Linked DNA regions of Mus musculus: region 1 is linked to region 2. A link is a loop called in an ENCODE intact Hi-C map of the cell type or tissue named here. Cell type or tissue: left cerebral cortex. All regions are shown on one strand. Links, peaks and the distances in the headings refer to the core of each region. The heading gives the core; the rest is flanking DNA.

What was found. Hi-C counts contacts between places; a loop is a spot of excess contacts. Peaks named below come from ENCODE experiments on the same cell type or tissue, not always from the same donor. Only the 100,000 strongest peaks of a DNase experiment are listed, where the experiment ranks them.
Region 1: it touches region 2 in a loop (5-fold over the local background); 4 of 42 quality-filtered maps call a loop at or near these places.

The regions. Positions count from the first base shown.
Region 1 is chr1:104,767,413-104,776,633 of GRCm38, reverse strand. Cdh20 (cadherin 20) reads right to left here and starts at 8,114. Exons shown (of 12, transcript NM_011800.5): 1 at 7,736-8,114. In left cerebral cortex, for the core only: a CTCF peak has its summit at 7,154 (motif pointing right); DNase peaks (open chromatin) are centred at 7,233, 7,502, 7,719, 8,098 and 8 more places; H3K4me3 peaks cover 4,285 bases; H3K27ac peaks cover 5,357 bases.
Region 2 is chr1:104,897,639-104,906,859 of GRCm38, reverse strand. All of the region lies in intron 1 of Cdh20 (cadherin 20), which reads right to left. Among named protein-coding and RNA genes, the nearest start is that of Cdh20, 130 kb to the right of the region's middle. In left cerebral cortex, for the core only: no CTCF peak of the experiment used is centred there; DNase peaks (open chromatin) are centred at 2,362, 3,253, 4,105 and 4,810; H3K27ac peaks cover 919 bases.

The sequences.
Region 1 (9,221 bases), core at 751-8,750, 130 kb after region 2:
AGATTTGACAAATATTTTGTAAATATTGACTTCATCTAATGAAGTATGGGTGTGATATAAAATGCACTGTTCTTTTAGGGTACTATACTACAAGATTTGTTCACATATTTTAAAATAAATTTAATATATTTAGACTTAGGTATACTTAAAAATTTCTATTCAATATATTATAAGTCTATTTACTAAGCTATCTTTTAAAATATTGATAGAAAATGGAAATCAGAATTTGATTTGCCCAAAGATGTCAAGCAGAGAGGAAAGAAGCTGCACTTCACATTTTTCTAAACAACTTTGACCACAGCCTAGTAATCAACCTTGTCAAGAAACAAGAGGTAATTGAATCTTCATGATAATTCTACCTAGAATTTCTAATGACCTCTGAATCCCAATTGTGCCAATATATTATGCTATGTGTGTTTTCTGGAAAAGCCTAAAACCATCATGTTCATTCAACATTTAAACGAGGATAAAACACAGGGTACAATTTACTTACATTTAGGTTCCTCAGAAGCATCTGATTTTGAACCTTAGCATGGAAAGATAAGGCAACTTATCTTACTGTAAGGCAGTGCTAGAGGTCACAGGTTTATGATGTGAGTGGGAGGCCTTGAATTTCTCTGGTGCCTCCAGATATTGTAAGCACAGGGCTGCAGTTTTATAGTTGAGCCTGACATTTGGCCATGTGTCACAAAAAGTTGTGTGACCATCAGATGTAGCCCTTGTCATGGAAAAGGTACTCCCTTCATTAATTACCCCATAATTAGGTGATACAAGAAGATCATGCAGAAATTTAATAATAATTGGTGTGATTGGGACTCAGTACTTAAAACATAGGTGCCTGACAACTGAAAAACATCAAGAGATAGCATCTCCTTTATTATAGAAAGACTGCACGTTTCAAGTAGCTTATGTGAATAGAAGCAATTCAGTATCTGAACTAAAATAAAAAAATATGTACAAGTATTTAATTTGAAGATTATTATTATTATTATTTTGGTTTTTCAAGCCAGGGTTTTTCTGTGTAGCCCTGGCTGTCCTGGAACTCACTTTATAGACCAGGCTGGCTTTGAACTAAGAAATGTGCCTGCCTCTGCCTCCCGAGTGCTGGGATTAAAGGCATGCGCCACCACTGCCAGCTTAACTTGCAGAGTTTCTACTCTCTTGTCTACTCCATGTTCACTATGTAACCTTAGCAATAATTACTACAATTGGGAACATCTTGCTTGTTTAAAAAACAAAACAAAACAAAACAAAAACAAAAAACAAAAAACAAGACCATTAGGAAATTTAGGTTTAAGTAGAGTGAATACATCTAACTTGAACATGCCATTGATTTAATTCTACTTACATTATAGAAAACCATCAAAACTAAAAGTCTGCACATAAAAGAAACCATCACTGGAATGAAAGGGCAGCCTACAGGATAGGAAATAAGATTTGAAAATCACATGTCAGACCAGGGTTTAGTGTCCAAGAATTATGAAGAAATCAAGCAACCTAACATGAAAACATAGCATTGAAATTAAACAAACAAGCAGAGGATTTGAATAAACATCTTCCTAAAGGGGAAATAAGAATACAAGTACATCAAATGGTGAAAGGGTGTTCAACATCTCTAATCATCAGAGAAATGACTATCAAAATCATTACATCACTTCAGAGCTGCTACCATTGATTTATGATAATTAAAAGAAGTAATAAATGTTCATGAGGGTGTGGATAAGTAGGAATTCTTGTACATTAATGGCAGAAATGTAGAGTAAAATAGCCACCATCATGGAAAGCAACATGGAACTTACTATAGAAGCCAAATGGGGCCACCATATGTCTCTGACTCTTTCTTCTGAAAGAATACCAAGAGAAATGCGGTCATCACCTTGTAATAGCACTTTCAAATTCATGTTTACTGAAGCACCAGCCACAGCAGTCAATGTACAAAGCAGTCCAGGTATAGCTACTGGTGAGTGGATAAACTGGCACATGTATATGAAGGTGTATTACTCAACTATATATGCATGGACCTGAAGCACATTCAGCAGAGTAAATACACTATGCAGAGAAAGAATAATATTGCATGACTTCACTTATATGATTGTAAAAATGGGCAAGGAGAGAGATGTAGAAAGAAAAAGAAAAGCACCATTCACCAGGGTCAAGGCTGGGGGTGGTGTTGAGATGTAGAGCAAAGGATAGAAATGTGGAAGCGAAACAAGTTCAACGCTGGGGACAGTAGTTGAGAGCATCACAGTGTAGCACGCTTTTGCCCAAATGAGTGGATGGTGGCTGTTCTTTCATAGGAAGATGGGCAACTGTGTGAGATGGTGGGGATGCTCAGTCTGTTTGACTAAAGTAAGGATGTTACTTTTCAATGTGTGTTATAATATCCTGCTATATACCTTAAATATGATTTAACTCTTAAAGTTTCCTTAAAAAAATTAAGGGCTAGGGGCAAAGCCCAGTAGTACAGTACTTCAATACTATCCCAACACAACACAAAAGATAAAAACCATGTTAAAAAAAACATCATATATTTATTAAGATGATACCACAAGTAAAATTCAAATTAGGAGCTATAAAGGAAGCTAGGAACTAAAACTCTAATCTCTTTTATAAGAGATGTCTCTTTTTTCTTAAGAGACAACTACATTCACCAGAACATGCTCTAAACTCAGATTGCCAAGCTATCCTAAAAATTGCAAACCAAACCAAACCAAACCAAACCAAACCAAACCAAACCAAACCAAAAGCAACAAAACCATCATTTCAGGAATTCCAAGTGTGATTTATTGATAGATGTACATAAAGATCAGATAAGTCTCTGAAGTCCAGTCTCACTTTCAGCCATGTGGATCTAGGGATCACACTTGGATCATCAGGCTTGGCAGCAAGCGCCTTTACCCTCTTGTCATCCCCATGTGTGTATTTTTGGCACGGGTACAGTTGCAGAGAACTGATGCTTATGTTTGTAGAAAAAGTGAATGGAATTAAAGAAGCTTTATTTGTTTTAAAAAGCAGTCAAGATTTGTGGCTTCTTTCCTCTTTTACTGAGCTGATATACCTCCAAACCAAATGCTCTCTGATTTATGGTCGCTTAAACGCTAAGACATCCTTTGAAGCAAGTTGGGCCATTTTATTTTGTGTTGTACTTGAGTAATGCTTTAAGTAGAGTGTTCCCAGGGTTCTAAAATTGTCAGTCCATGTGTAATTAGGAATGTTCTCAACTAGACCATCTCTGTTAGCAAGAGATGGTGGATTATTCTGGAAAACTACTCAGCAAGCCATGAATAGCAATTAAATGTGAAAAGCCTAAATTTCTCTTTAAAATGGGTTGTTGCCATAACTTAATGTGGCAATGTGACTTTCTATTTTTAATTGCTATAGAAAGTGCATTTCATGAAATAGATTTTTTTTCTGCTGAGAGCTAGATAGTTCTATATTTTGAACCATTTACATTTTGTAACATCTAGCAAGTGTTTTGCCTTTGTGGTACCTTTTGATTCATGGTGGATAAAACCCCTAAAGGTTAGTAAAGATAGTGTCATCCTTCTTAAACAAAGAGACAAGATGACTATCCAAGAGAAATTGAGTATTTCTCTCCTCAAGGCTGCATGACCTTATCTTACTTCATTATGCTTTCTCTATAACAGTGCTTTTTATTCCCAGAACAATTATACTTAACACTGACACTTAAAGATAGCCCATTTTCAATTCAAGCAGAAACAACTTCGATCCATGTTCTATGCCAATATTAGGACTGTGGGAGTATGCTCTCTCATGAATACATGTGTTTCCACTTGCCTGTCTTGAACACTAAGGGTCACCTGCTCTCTGTGCTCCCAACTTCTTCTGTCTATTATGCCTCTAATAACTACAAATGCTCAGTTGCCTAGACATTCTTGGTCATTCAAAATATGTTTTCTTTTGTCTTTAAATGCAGATATAAATCGAGAGGAGGGTATATCTTTGATGCAATGTACAGCATTAGTCATTGTGTGCAATTTATTTCAAAGGAGAAAATTAATAAGTATCAAGAATGGAAAATTGTCTCCTTGAACTTTAAATGCCTGTGAAAAGCGCTAAAGAAGAACAAGGGTCTGGTAACATTTTTTATATATTTTGATTGCATTGACAATGAAAGTAAAGGCTAATATTTCACTAATTAATATTGGAGGTATTGAACACAATTATTCTTAATATAGCATCATATGCTGGCTTTAAGACATGAAAAATCTTGTCCCCAGTCAAAACAGAATAGAAGGGGGTCACAGAGTGATGGCTCAGCTCTCCACTCTCTCCACCCCAACCACTACCAAGTGCTGCCACGAAGTAAATGAAGGGAAAATGAAAGTAGTAAATGCCACTTTCTTATGTCCCCAGTTGCTCTTATTTTTGTTGCTTTGCAGCCCTGATTGCAGCACTGCAGGTTAGAATGGACAGTTAGCTGTAATTATTCCAGTCACACCACCTCACAATGAAATCTTTATCCCGTGTTTACAGCCGCCTTTGGCAGAGGCTGTCTTGCTGTCTCTAAACTAAGAAGAACCACCCTTTGGCTCCTCTCGGCATCAGCTGCCTGAGTTTCAGGCTGGGATCCCAATAATCAGACTTCTTTTTCTTCCAAAGTGGACTTCTTCTTTTTTTTTTTAAGGGTGAAAAGACCTATTCTCATCACCCCCCATATATCCTGGCTGATTTATGTCCTAGCCACAGCAGCTCTTCCTTCCGTGTCTCTGTACATTTTACCTCCTTCCCTAGACTGCTACTAGACAAACCACATTTTAAAGTTCAAGACTGTACAACTAAGTAAATAAAATGCTTGAGTAAACAGTTCTCATTACTATGAGGGGGAAAACGTAAGAATTGGTAGATGGGTAGAGAGAAATCAGGGTTTTATTTTCATTTCAAAACTCTCAACTTTCTAGCTCAAAGGCCTTTCTCTAGCTTTGTCACCAGAAGACATCAGTGTTTCTCAGTGGCTCTCTTGATGAGGTCCAGCCATTTATTTAAATTCATCAACAGCTGTAGACTAGCAGCTCCTGAATGAGAGGAAAATTGAGAATCACATCAGGGTCTGCAAACAGACTTCTGAGTCCTCTGGGATGGTAAATACTTCCCTGTTCCAGTCTGGAAGAAGAAAAAAAGAAGTCCTTCCAGTGCAAAAGTCAGGAGCAGGCACTGCCATCACTTAAAGTGATGGTCGTCAACTTTCCTAACGCTGCAACCCTTTAACATAGCTGCTTATATTGTGACTACAATAATAAAATTATTTATGTTGTTACTTCATAACTCTAATTGTAAATCTCTGTGTTTTCCCATGGTCTTAGGTGACCCCTGTGAGTCACTTGGCCCCCAAAGGATGCAAACCACAAGCTGAGAACCACTGATTTGAAGTTTCCTAACAGAGGTAGCAAAAGGACCCCTCACACCATCTGATGGAGTGAATCAGAGCACACAGGAAAAGCCATGCTGGGTTCACTCATCATTCTAGAACACTTAACTGCTCTGCACCTTACCTCCAGTCTTGAAAGCCCAACTGGCAGACATTCTCCTAGCAACCCTCAGTCTCTCCTCTCAACCCCCAGCGCTAACGACAGTCACAGTGCCTCTCTGGTGAGAACTGGGTCATATAATTTTACTGAGGAGAAAGGTAGGAGGGGAGTGGTCCAGTCGTACAAACATTGAATAAATTCCCCAGCAACTCTCCCCAAATTAAAGATAACTTTCCCACAAGTATGCACAAAAATGTCAAGAACGCTAAGTCATTTTTTTATGATTGTACTTTGCTTTTCCATTTTAATGTCACACTGCCACATGGCACACTTGCTAAAAATGTACCTCCTTAACCTGTGCAGTAGCAAACTTTTCACAGAACATTAACATGTCGTAGTTTATAGACTGTCCTTTCTCAGTGTGCTCAAAGCACTTTCTAAAATACAAAATTAGACCATCTCCTGAGTAGAGTCCCATCAGAAAGACTGCTCAGTGCGTTGGCAAAGGGGAAATCGGAAGCACAGTAAAGGTCACCCCAAAGTCAGTGGCCACAGCCCAGCTGACTCTAGGAGCTTGATTTCATTTATCTATGTCCTACTTGCACACTATTTGTCTCTCTTTCTTCTTTGGCAGGAAAGGATGTGGGCAGCACAGAGGTTTGACCTCATCTCCTGCACGCAGTGACTGCCAGGACTTCCATAGTCCTGCCTTGTTTTCTGCTTCCTCAGCAGGGCCAAGCCTGTGCCCTGGAACAGATCTGATCAAGGGCTAAGCCAAGAGGGTAGCAACCAACCTCAGGTGTCCTTGAGGCTTCCTCCTAAAACTAAAGGGAAGGTTGCTCACACTAGGAAGCTCAAAAGGCTGTAGGGGTTCTGTAACTGGAAGCAAGTGAGTACCCGGGGCAGCAGAAGGAAAAGCTGGGTCAAGTATGGAGTTCAGGGTGGCTCTGCCTCCACCTTGAGAAGAGACAGGACGGATTGTGGATAGGGAAACAGTGCCTTGCATTACTGTTAAGACTTTCTGTTGTTTGTGCTGTTCTCAGCTAGATACAGTTCACAATCCTCTGCCAGGTCCCTGACACTACAATTCTGAGGCATTTGTTTTCTTTGATGGAGGCAAATCAGAGACCAGAGGAGGTCCGCTTACATTATGTGAGGGACAGCGCTTACAGACTCAATTTCCCTGCTATTATCAAAGTCCCAAACTCCAATCTTCCTGATGTCCAAGCATGTAAAAACAACGTTAATAATAATTGTTTTGATTTCACAGTAAACTCCGAATCTACGAATCTACCCAGCGCTTAACTCCTCTATTCTCGCGTGCCAGGGTTCCAGCCCCACTTCCTCCTCCCGTACATAAGCTCAGCTAGGAAATCACTAAAAGACTCTGGCGTTGCCTTAAAGCTGTAACCCTCCCCCCCCCCCCACCCCCTTCCCATATTCAGCTGCCACAGCTTGGAGGCCAGCAAAGCTTCTGTCTTAGTGCTAAGGACAGTTTGCGATATCGCGGAGGCATTTTCTTTGTAGATCTGAATGTTTCACCTTCTCTGACTCCTTTACTCGCCCCATCACCTCCGGGCTCTTCCAAACACCACCAGCAGGACAAGCAGAGCTCAAACCACCCGCGCTCCATTAAGAGCTTTCCCAGGGATTGCCAGGACTGTGAGACAGGAAATCCGGGGAGTTGGTGATGTCCGGCAGGTGGCAGGGACTAGAGTCACCACCACACCACATTCTCCTCCCACCGCTGAGCTTTGTTGCAGCGGCGCCTCTCATCCCAGAGCCAGGATCGGTCACTGGGTGCCTAGGATCCTCAGCTCTGAGCACAACTACCTCGTTGGGGACTCGGGCATCCTCTCCCTTGGCAGTATGGAGATGCTGGTGACCTCAAGGGAAGCGAAGCGCCCAGGTTAAGCGCTCTGGCACCCCGCGCTCCCCATGTCACCATCATCCAGCGAGCACATTCCAGTGCACAGCACCCTCCACCTGCCTGGCTATTCCGCTGTGCAGCAGCTTTCTTACACACAGAGCATGCCACTAGCTGAGTACATCCCTTCCTGCACCCTGTCCCCGAAAAGTCCCAGGAAGTGGAACCCAGGTCGGCAGGGAGGTCCCCTAGGCGGCGGAGAGTTGAGGGGAAGGCGCTAAGCAGAGCTGGACTGTGCACAGTGCACCTGGCTTCCCCAGAGTGACCTCTTGTGCCTGGGGCCAGATGCATGGGGACCGACGGGAGCCCTCAGCTTTACCTGGCACAGCCGGCGACTCTCCAGAGACGTGGAGACTCCGTAGTGGCGGGTGTCCAGCTCATATCGCTGCCTTCCTCATTGGGCGAACGGGTGTCCTGCCGAGTCCCTTCGCCTCAGCTCGCCTCTGTGCCCCCGCCCCACCCCCTTCCCCCCAAGTCAAAAGTGTCACAGCTTTACAGCCTTCGGATGTTTCCAAAGTCTCCGCTCGATCTCTGGCAGTGGAGAGCTGATGACAAGAGCAGCAAATCCGCTGATGCCCACGGCCCTCAGCTCTCTGCCAGGAGGGTGAAAAGAGCTGCCTGGTTCTTCTGGTCACCGTCCTTTAAGACCAGCGCGCGGTCCGCTTCTTCCCCTCCTTCGCGCGTTTTCTAGCCCGAGTGGCTGCCTCCTGCGTGTACCGCGGGTCTTGTTTCCCCGCTCATGAATATTCTGACAGAGGCTAATGCCGTTGAAGTAAATTGAATTAGCCAATTGGTGCCAGGAATGTGCGCTCCTTCCTTCTGAGGAGCTGTCTGGAACCACACCAGAAGAAAGCAATTAAAGTCCGGTTGGCACCCCGTGGTTTAGACCAGCGAGGGGCAAAATGGGTTAATTCTTTAAATGCAGTTTAAAAACCGCATTTAAATGTTTAAACTCCTTTATTGGCTGGGGGAGTTAGAAAGTGCTAACCCAGAGAGGGATGAAAGGGAACAGAGGGCAGGAAGACACCAGTGTGAGTGTTGGGGGTAGGGGTGGGAGTACATCTAAACTTTGCCAGGAAGTTGAGGTGACTTATTTTGAGAAGACTCTGGATTCTGGAAGAAGCAGTCCACGATAAGAACAGAAAAAGAGAAAAAAGAAGGGGTCTGAGAGAAGATGGTGTTAACACTTTGACCTTGAGGATTCAGCCCCACTCCATTGACAGTTTTCAGAGAATGGGTCCTGGGGAGATGAGAGAGGCAGCTTGATTCGTGGACTGTTTAGAAAATGTCATGATTTCTTTATCCTCATAGCACTATTACAGTTTTCGGTGTATGGGTTAAGTAGGGATGTTGTGAAGTCATCTTCTGTCAATCATTCAGAACGATTAGGGAGATTTAGCTCAGTGTGTAGTGAGTGTCTCCAACAAGATGTTCAGTTTGTTTCCCACAGCCCGCATGAAAAAACAAACAAACAAGCCAAATTAAACTAAGCCAAAACAAAACAAAATAAAAAACAAACCAACAAACAAAAGGAAAATGGAAGCACCAGATAGAGACAAGTGGATCAAGGGTGAGCCCTGGGGCTCACTAACCAGCCAGCCCAGCCCACTTGGTGAATTCCAGGCCAATAAGAGATCCTGCTTCAAGTCAATCAACCAATCAAACAGTACCTGAGGGATTTGGTTTAGGCATGATCAATCTAGAAGGCACTTCCTGTTTCACAGTTCTGACCTTTCTTCCTGAGGTCACGTAGAAAGCATGTTTAGAAAGGACCACTTCCATTCCTACCCCGAGTGGGAGGTTAC
Region 2 (9,221 bases), core at 668-8,667:
ACCTAGAAACCAAACTCTGGTCCTATGCAAGAGCAACAAGTGATCTTAGCCACTGAGGAGACACATTCACAACATATTTGTTAATTTAAAAAAAATTGGTACTGGGGATTGAACCTGGAACATTGCATATGTGAGGCAAGTGCTCTGCCACTGAGTACAACATCCCATCTGATCAGAGTAGATACAGCTTCTTTCCTGGGCATCCTGTCTCACACACATTTCTTCACTAGTGGCAAGATTAACAAGGCAGCACACACTATAGTGTTTGAGTGGGAATGTTGAGTATAAGGAGGGAGAATCCAAGCAAGTCCTTTGAGTTTTGGGGGGAATATGTTGAAAAGACCTTGCTCCAGTTTGACTCTTGTCTGCTCTTGGGACAAATGGCCATATAAAGGTGACAATGGAAAGCCAAGAACCCTTCCACCCGCCTTTTCAATACCTTTCAAACATGTTTATTGACAGTACCTGGCACTTCATAGTTGAGGATATGGCATTTAATATTTTGGGGTTAGGAAATTGGCCAGAGTCTGATAATAACCATGAATCTACTCCCAGGAGGATGTTAGTTTATTAGTGTGGGGCTCTTTTGGATAAAAAGGTGATAGAGAGGAGTCAGGATAATTGGTGGAAGCCAGAAAACAGAAACAGACTCTGAGGTGTCTTTCCAGGAGCCCACAAGGAATGGAAAAGGTTCCCAAACAGAAAGAACACTGGGAGAACAGTACATGAGGAAGGCGAGAATGTTCTGGTCTGGGAAGTTGGCATCTACTTGAATATTGGCACAGGACTGGAAACACAGGGGTAATTTACCATTCTATGTTCAGTCGAGAATGGTAACATAGTATGAGTGGTGCTTTCTAAACATTCACAGGTTATCAATGAGTGACTCATGTTACTGTGAGTTGTTTGTAGTATTTATAATGTGAACTTCTTCCCTTCTATGAAGCTGTTGGTCTTAACTTTATCTGCTACCCTGAGCCTCAGGTGAGTCATGTAGAAGTGCTGCTGTCAAACTTTAAGGGTTCCTTTCCACTTTTAGTAGTGAGTCTTATCCTAGGGCCTTTCCCTCCTCACCCCAAAGTGTCTCAGGCTGCCCTTAAACTTGAGATCCTCCTGCCTAAGCCTCCAGCATGTTGATCTTAGGCGTGAGCACTACGCACACTAGAGTCTTAAGCTTTTAGTTCCTGTTATTGTTTGCTACCACAGAGGGGACCAAGACACCCTTGATTCTTCTGATAGAAATTTGATGAACTACTAATTATGTAGCTTAGATTAGCGTGATTACTGAGTATTCCTTGTTTTTAAAGGTAAAAAAAAAAGCAAAAATAGAATAATGTTGGCTATTTTGGTAAAGTTTTAGGTCACATTCTGTTACTGGAAAAATGTGAGTCACAGGTGCTAGTCCCTACCAGCACAATACCATACTCTTTGTCCTATCCCCTTTCTACATGGTTGTCTATGCGTCTCTTGTACTTACGAAGGGACTCTCCACAATCTAAAAGGGCACAATTCCGGGAGCCTTTGGCTAGCTGAACAAGTGGAGGTTTCTCAGGAGGGAGTCCATGATGGCTCCATATGCCTGTTCTGACTTTGCCATAATCAGCTCTATACTTGAGATTTTAAACATCTATCTCATTTTACTTAAAAACAAACAAATAAATACAAACAAAACCCAGTGGTTCCTTTCTGTGAACCCTGAAGCAAATCTAACAACTCTGGTGAAGGGGTGGTAGGCACCCTGACTGGCTGGTTGGAAGTGCAGGGTTAACATCCTGGGGCACACAGCTGGTATCTGATGTACAGGATTAGCAGTTGGGGACATTAAAACTTCAGCCTCAGGATCTGACAACACCCCAGGTAGATTGTTTCAGAATCTGAGCTGCATTAAAGCAGGCCTCATGGGTGCAGAATCAGAATCAAGAGTGGACTCTTAGTAGGGAGTGAAGGTCAAGGCACCAGCTGTTGTAGGGAAACCAGATACAGTGTCCCCCTTATCTCTACATGGTCACACTACTATATATATTTGCCATATTTGCTGCTACTGCAGTTAAATTGCATATATTTTGTATCCAAGTATACTCTTTTTTTTTGTCATTTCCCTACATGAAATTTAGCATAAAATCTGTTGTTTTGAACCTAGGGCTAAGTAGAGAAACTTAATCCAAGATGGCTCCGAGATGAGCATTTCCTGGCAGAATTATAACAAGGTCACCTGTTAATGTTTATTTATTTCCCTAAACCTTTTCTTGACTCTAAAATGCCTGTGGAATTTCAAACTCAAAATTCTAATCCTATTCAGTGAGCTGTGAGCTCAGTCTATGCGAAACCTGCTTTGGGCTGCCAAATGGAAAGTGTCTGGGTAGAATAAGGAATTTAGGTCATTGCTTTTGAAACCAATGTGTCCTCTGGAAGAAAAGAAATCAAATCCAATAACATCACACAGGGAAGAAAGTCAAGCACCTCCAAGGAGAGCTTTTCTTTACAACAGTTAGCCGGAATGAAATGCACACCACTTTCCCCTCTTCCCTCTCTCCTGCTCCAGGCCCCAGATAGTGCCGGTTGATTTGGGTCTTTAAAGCCCCAGTCCCCCACCTGCAGGATCACTACTGCACCTGTATTCCCTGAAGTGAGGGACTAGCACATCCCTCAGTAAACCTGGAGGTTAAATGGGGACTTTCTCTTCATCCCTGAGAGTTTTCTGAGATGATGTTGCTGGGTTCCTCAGATCTAATGTGCAACGGAAAACTCCGAGATCTTGTGAACATGGAGATTCTGTATAGGTCAGTGCCAGTGTGGGAAGGGCCCTGAGGATTTGCATTTGTAAGGCTCACAAATGGCTGTCAATAGGGTGGGTTCTATAATGAGCACTCAGGGCTAGCTAGATCACACACATACCTGTGGTTTAGGTCTATTTGCTCAGTTGGTCCTTCTCTCAATATGTGTCCATTTCTGGTTGTTGGGTGTTTTGTCCTCAGGATCTTGGGTTTTAACAAGTGCTATTGTGGGAGGTTGTGGAACCTTGAAAAGCCAAGGTCCAGTGTGGGGTTGGAGGTGGGGGGGGGGGCGTTGGGGCGGGGAGGAAGTAAGTTGCTGGAGTTAATCCCTTAGGGCCATAGTCTAGCCTCAGGTCCTTTGCGGTCTCTGCTTTCTGATCCAGTGAGATATGAGCAAGCAGCTACACACTCATCCAGCTGCTCTTCTGCCATCTGTCCACACTTCAGTAAACTGTACCCTCAAACCTGGAACCAAAATAAACCCTCTTCCCACAGGCTGTCTTTTGTCAGAATGTAGGTCACAACAACAAGGAAAGTAACTGACACGGGATTCGGGTTATTTCCCACACAAGCTCACAGGGATTCCCTTTGAATACTGGTTACTTTTGTCCATTTCCTGCTACTTCAAATCTCTCTTCACTAAGTGCATGTTTTTTTTTTTGTTTGTTTTTTTTTGTTTTTTTTTTGTTTTTTTTTTTTTTAAGGCAGTGCACACAAAACCTCCCCATTGCAGAGAAGGAAAGAGAAGGAAAGACATTTGTTTACAATGACCTGCATTTCATTATGAGAAAATTCAGAAAATAATTTTATTGGTCTTGGTAAAATTTCATTAGTCTTTACTTAGCACTAAGATGAGCAATGACTAGGATAGTAGTGGATTGAGGCATATTTAATTTTCAGCTCTCCAAATGCTCTAAATAATAATAATAGAAACAATTATAGTGGCATGACTGAAGCTGTTATATCCAGAGCAGCTCTTAGACTGATAGATATAATGTTCCACTTAGGAGCCATTGCCATACAATTAACTAGCTAGTATTAAAAAGAAGTTTCTTAAAGCACTTAAAGTTGTAGACCTATTCAGAAATAGATCTGTGCTTCTCAAGTAAACACAAACAAGGAATGGAGTCATTTGAGAGGATAATAAAAGAAACCAAAAAGCTCAACACCAGCTCCCCACGAGTGAGATTTAAAGCTACACGTCTATGTACTTTCAGCAATTAACACAAAATCCACTTAAATTTGGAAGATTTACTCTGCCATCACCTTCCCACACAACAAACACAACTTCCAGGCTAATTTGCCTTCATTACTTCGCATGTATTTGCAAGCTTGACTTCTGCTCTCAAACGCTTATGCATAGTCTACCTTCATGTTAGGTTCCCATGTATGGGCCCTTCTGCTTCTACTCAGTCCTGAAGGAACCAGAGGACCTATCAGCTGTGACCTCTGTTCTCTGGTTTCTCCAACCTGAGGGGGGTTCTACAGCCAAACGCAGAATCAAAGAGGGCCATGGAGACAGCTGCTTGTCCATTGTGTGACAGAACTGAGAATTGCTGGCTGACTTTGAAAGAGAGGGAGCTATGTGGCTTGATGTAGAAAGAAACACCTTCCAAGATACCTTTGATGGCAGCATTGTCACCCATTTCATTTTGAAAAGAGGTATTTTGAATGTTCCAAAATACCTCTTCTCATTAACTTCAGAACACCTTATTTTGAGATTTAACAAACAATAAGTGATATGTTGGTTCAATATGTAGCCACTAACAGTGAGATAGAAGTGGGTGGAGGGCAAAAGAAGAATAAGAAACAGATTTGGAAATAAGACATGGGGGAGGCAGGGGAGATCCTCAGAGCACAAGGACACAATGATTTTAAATCATGTTGTGCTCAATGTGTGAGTTCTTAAGATGTGTTTAAGAGAGTAACTAATAAAAGGAGTCAGCTATGAATCCAGATTGTTCACTGTAGATTTACATTTTAAAATTAGATGTAAGAGAGATGAGAGGCAGCCATGGTGTTGGGTCACACAGAAGCTGGCTGTAGGTTGCCATGGCAATGGAGTCTCCAGGCCTACTTATAGAAAGGGGGTAGAGCAGAGCCTGGAGAGGCTTAGCCTGGTTCTAGAATGGTCTGTTTCTCCCAGAGGATTAAGGTCTTACAACACATTTTACATGCACTCCCTATATATTTAGAATAGCTGCTTAAAAAGAGAAAACCCAAAGTGTGTTCTTTTATTTGACCCTTTAAACAAGTCTGTGAATTATATATGGCTCCTGTTAACCCAGATGTTGTCCAGTCAAACGGCAGGTGACTGTTGTGGTAGATATTTAACCTCTAATTGGGGTTTCTACCCCAACTTAAGTATTCAATTCCCAGTAAAAGACACACAACTTTTATATTTATAATAAATCTTTAATATACTAGAGCTGAACAGGTATTTACCTCCTATTATGTCTACTTCCCTGCCAATAACCCCACAATATGACTTGCCATCTTCTGTCTGGGCTGCTCTTAACATGCTCTTAACAGCCCTCATGACGATTTTTTCAAGATTCTTACTCCTTGGACTCTTCTCCCCTTTCTAACTTCTTTCCTCTCCTCCTCATGGTACCCCACCTCCAACCACAAGCCCAGGAACACAAAACCCTGCCTGTTTTCTACCTAGCTATAAGCTGTAGGTGTCTTTATTCACCAATCAGGAATAACTTGTGGGACAAGGTTATATACTGATACTTGGGTCTGAAAGTGCATTCTCTAGTCTCAGAAGACAACTAGGTGTTGGGGACCAGTATTTAGCCTTTCAATACATATCAGAAGACCAAACCTCAACAGATGACCAATCATCAAAATATTGACAACTTGAGAAATTGACCCCTCCAGGAAGGAGTGTGTGGTAGAATAGGGGATTTGCTCATTAAAAATGCCTCTTCTTCCTTATCTATACAATGAAAATGGTAATATGAGCACTGGTTTAAAAGGTTCTTATGGACTAAATGCTTTTGTTCTTCAGGATTTGTGCATTGACATACCAATTCCCAATATGATAGTGTAGAACATTAATACTCAGGGAAGGAATTAGGTTACAAGGGTAGAGAATGAGATTAGCAACTTTGTGAGCATAAATTTGAACTGAGGTGGTGGCTCAAGCCTATTTTTTTTTCTCCAGTAGTTAATAGGCTGAGGCAAGAGGATTGCCATGAGTTCAGATCAGCTTGGGTATAGAATGAGAATCTGTCCCAAAAATCTTCTCAAAAATAATAAAATCCTTAGTGAGGAGATTTCTGATTCAAACAAAAGATGATACAATCAGAAGGCCATAGATTCTCTGGAAGAGGCTCTTGTCAGATAGCAGATCTGTTGATTTTTTTGTCTTGGACTTTCTTCAGAACTGAGAAAAAAATCCTTGTTGTTTCAGTCATTCTGTGATAGACTACCACAGCATCTTGCCATACCCAGATTGGTTAGCTAAGGAGCCTTTATGTTTTTAAAGTGTTTTCATTATAGAATAGCTCTCCAAATCTAGGTGTTTGTTTGTTTGTTTGTTTTTACTAAAATTGTCCTGCTCTCAAGATATCTTATTCCAAACTTCAAGGAATTCTAAGCTTAATACTATTTTTATGTCTAAAAACCTAAAAATTATTCATGGCTCAACAGACTATATAATTGCATAACTATTGAAGACCCCAAAAGACAAAGAGACAAAGTTTGGAATAAGATATCTTGAGAGCAGGACAATTTTAGTAAAAACAAACAAACAAACAAACAAACGAACAAACAAACACCTAGATTTGGAGAGCTATTCTATAATGGAAACACTTTAAAAACATAAAGGCTCCCTAGCTAACCAATCTGGGTATGGCAAGATGCTGTGGTAGTCTATCACGGAATGACTGAAACAACAAGGATTTTTTTCTCAGTTCTGAAGAAAGTCCAAGACAAAAAAATCAACAGATCTGCTATCTGTTTTCCAGGTTTTAAGGTTTTTATTTGTTTCTTCCAGATGATAGATCTGATAGCGGTCAGTGAGGATTAGCTCTTTAAGGGAGCCAGTGATAGCTCAAAAGAAAGGTTAACTAGTCTATTCCATCAGTGAGGTGCATAGTTTCTGTATTTTAAACACCAAATACAAGAAATGAATCTTACATGATTATTACCTTCAAACAGCACAAAGAATAGAAGAATACAGGCTCATGAAGCCCTAGGCATTTACTTCCCAAATCCTGCAGAACATCGAGGACAGCTTGAGCTCTGCATTGTCTAACCTGAAGGAGCACAATAAAGAAATGTAGCCAGGGCAGGAGAGACAACTTGGCAGTAAGAGGACTTCTCCAAAAAGGACAAGGAACTGAGTTCAGATCTCAGCACCAACATAAAGACCCAGCTAATAAGGGAGGGGACAGAGATAAGATTATTAAAGTCTCTTGGCCACCAGCCTAGTCCCAGGTTCAGTAAGAGACCCCATCACAGAGCAATAAGGTCAGCAGTGGTAGAGCAGGTGAACTTTTGATTTCTGTGTATTCACAGGTGTACACATTGACAAATGTATATACAATCTTCCCCCCCCCCTTCTGCCTCCTAGAGCCAAAAGAACTAATGTTTATCATGTACCAGCCTCTTGGTTTCTGTGCTCATTTAGGGGCAAGTAAGGGTAATAGGAGAATCCAAATTTTAGGACAAAGCATTTAAATAAGCAGCAGATGATAGATTCTGGACCACACAGGTCTATGAAACCTATTGACTGACAAGGTCAGAGGATCATATTCTGTGACTATAAGATCTGTAGTAAAGATGTCTAGAATGTTGTAGCTCTATTTTAACATTTTTAGTAATTTATAAATATTCTAAAAGGTATGTAACATCACTATTCTATTTACATAACAAATAATAATATGATAATTTTTTATATTACTTAACAGAAAATGATATGGTTGTGTGTGTGTGTGTGTGTGTGTGTGTGTGTGTGTGTTTAAAGTATAGGGTAGTTCTGGCTATACTAGAACTCACTATCTATACAAGGCTAGCCTTCACAGAAACCCCCCTATTCTGCCTGTCATCAAATGTGTATGCTGCCATGCCCTGCATGATTAATGACCTTTATGGCTTTATGGTAAATCACCTTTCTCCTTTGATTGAGTTCTTATAATCTCATCCTCTCATACCTGGCACATATCTATGATTATTAAGTCTCTGAGAAGATGACTATGTGGCTAAGAGTGGGACCATAATCTTTCAGGATACTCATACTAAGGAAATCCAACACACAGAAAATCACTGGAGTTGTACTGTATAGATTTTTAAATGAACATTTGAAAGTAGAGGTGACCTAGTTTTTAAAGTTAATGATTCTAGAATCTTTGTCTTACAGCCTGTCCTATTAAAAATTTTACCTAAAATCAGATTTATTGATTTATTTATTGAAACTACATTTTGTATTTATTCTCTCATTTTTTCCTTTAGTGTCTTTCTTATTTCAGGATTCAATTTAAAATTCCACATTACATTTGGGTGTGAGTCTTTTTAGCTTTGTCAGTTTTATATTGGTTCTTCATCTTTGATAATGCTAACCCCATTTAAGCATAGAATAGCTATGCATTTGGCCACATGCCTATCAAATCTCTGGTGAATTTTCTTCATATATTCCATTGGAAATAATAGAATTTACCATCTGGAAGTGATTTTAGAACTCATCATTTTGACTAGTTCGGGGCCTTAATTTAACTTGATTGAAAGCAAGGTCTGTATGGTTTAGATGGTCCCCCTCCCCCCAAGTCAAAGACAGTGAGTCAGGTCCAGAACAAATATTTAGTTCTCTGAATTCACACTGAAGTTTTGTTAAGGAACTGTCCCCTGAACACCATACCATGGTAGGAACTATCAAACTCTAGGATGCTCTGTCATGCTCCATGAACACTGCTTACATAAAATGCCATGTGAATGATGTTCCCTGGGGTTGGGGTTGTAGTGTGAAGGTTGCTTCATAATACAAAAAATATGAAAATCAAAATAAAGTATAATTGTACCTAGATCCTATGGGTAATTCAGATTTTATGTGATTTTTTAAGTGGTAGTGGTCTTCTGTTCGGGATCTGTTTTTAGAAGGTAGCTGGAACAGTAGAAATTGTATTTTTAGGAGAAAGGTGAGATGAAGTAGAATAAAACTTCTTTAACTAAGATATTGTATTTTTAATGTACTGTGTATATTTTTGTTGCAAAAATGATTTTTCTTTACCTATGTTTTCTTTTTCTTCCTCCTCCTCCCCATCTTGCTTTATATTCTTAGGACCCTGCGTTATTAGGCTGATCAATGCCAAAACAAAACAAAACCGGAAGACACTGATGTTTCCTTAATATTTTCCCTATACATTTATTCCTTTTGTGTGTATGTAGGTGCACATATGGCATGGGCCACACGGAAATCAAAGAAAACATGTTGAAACAGATTCT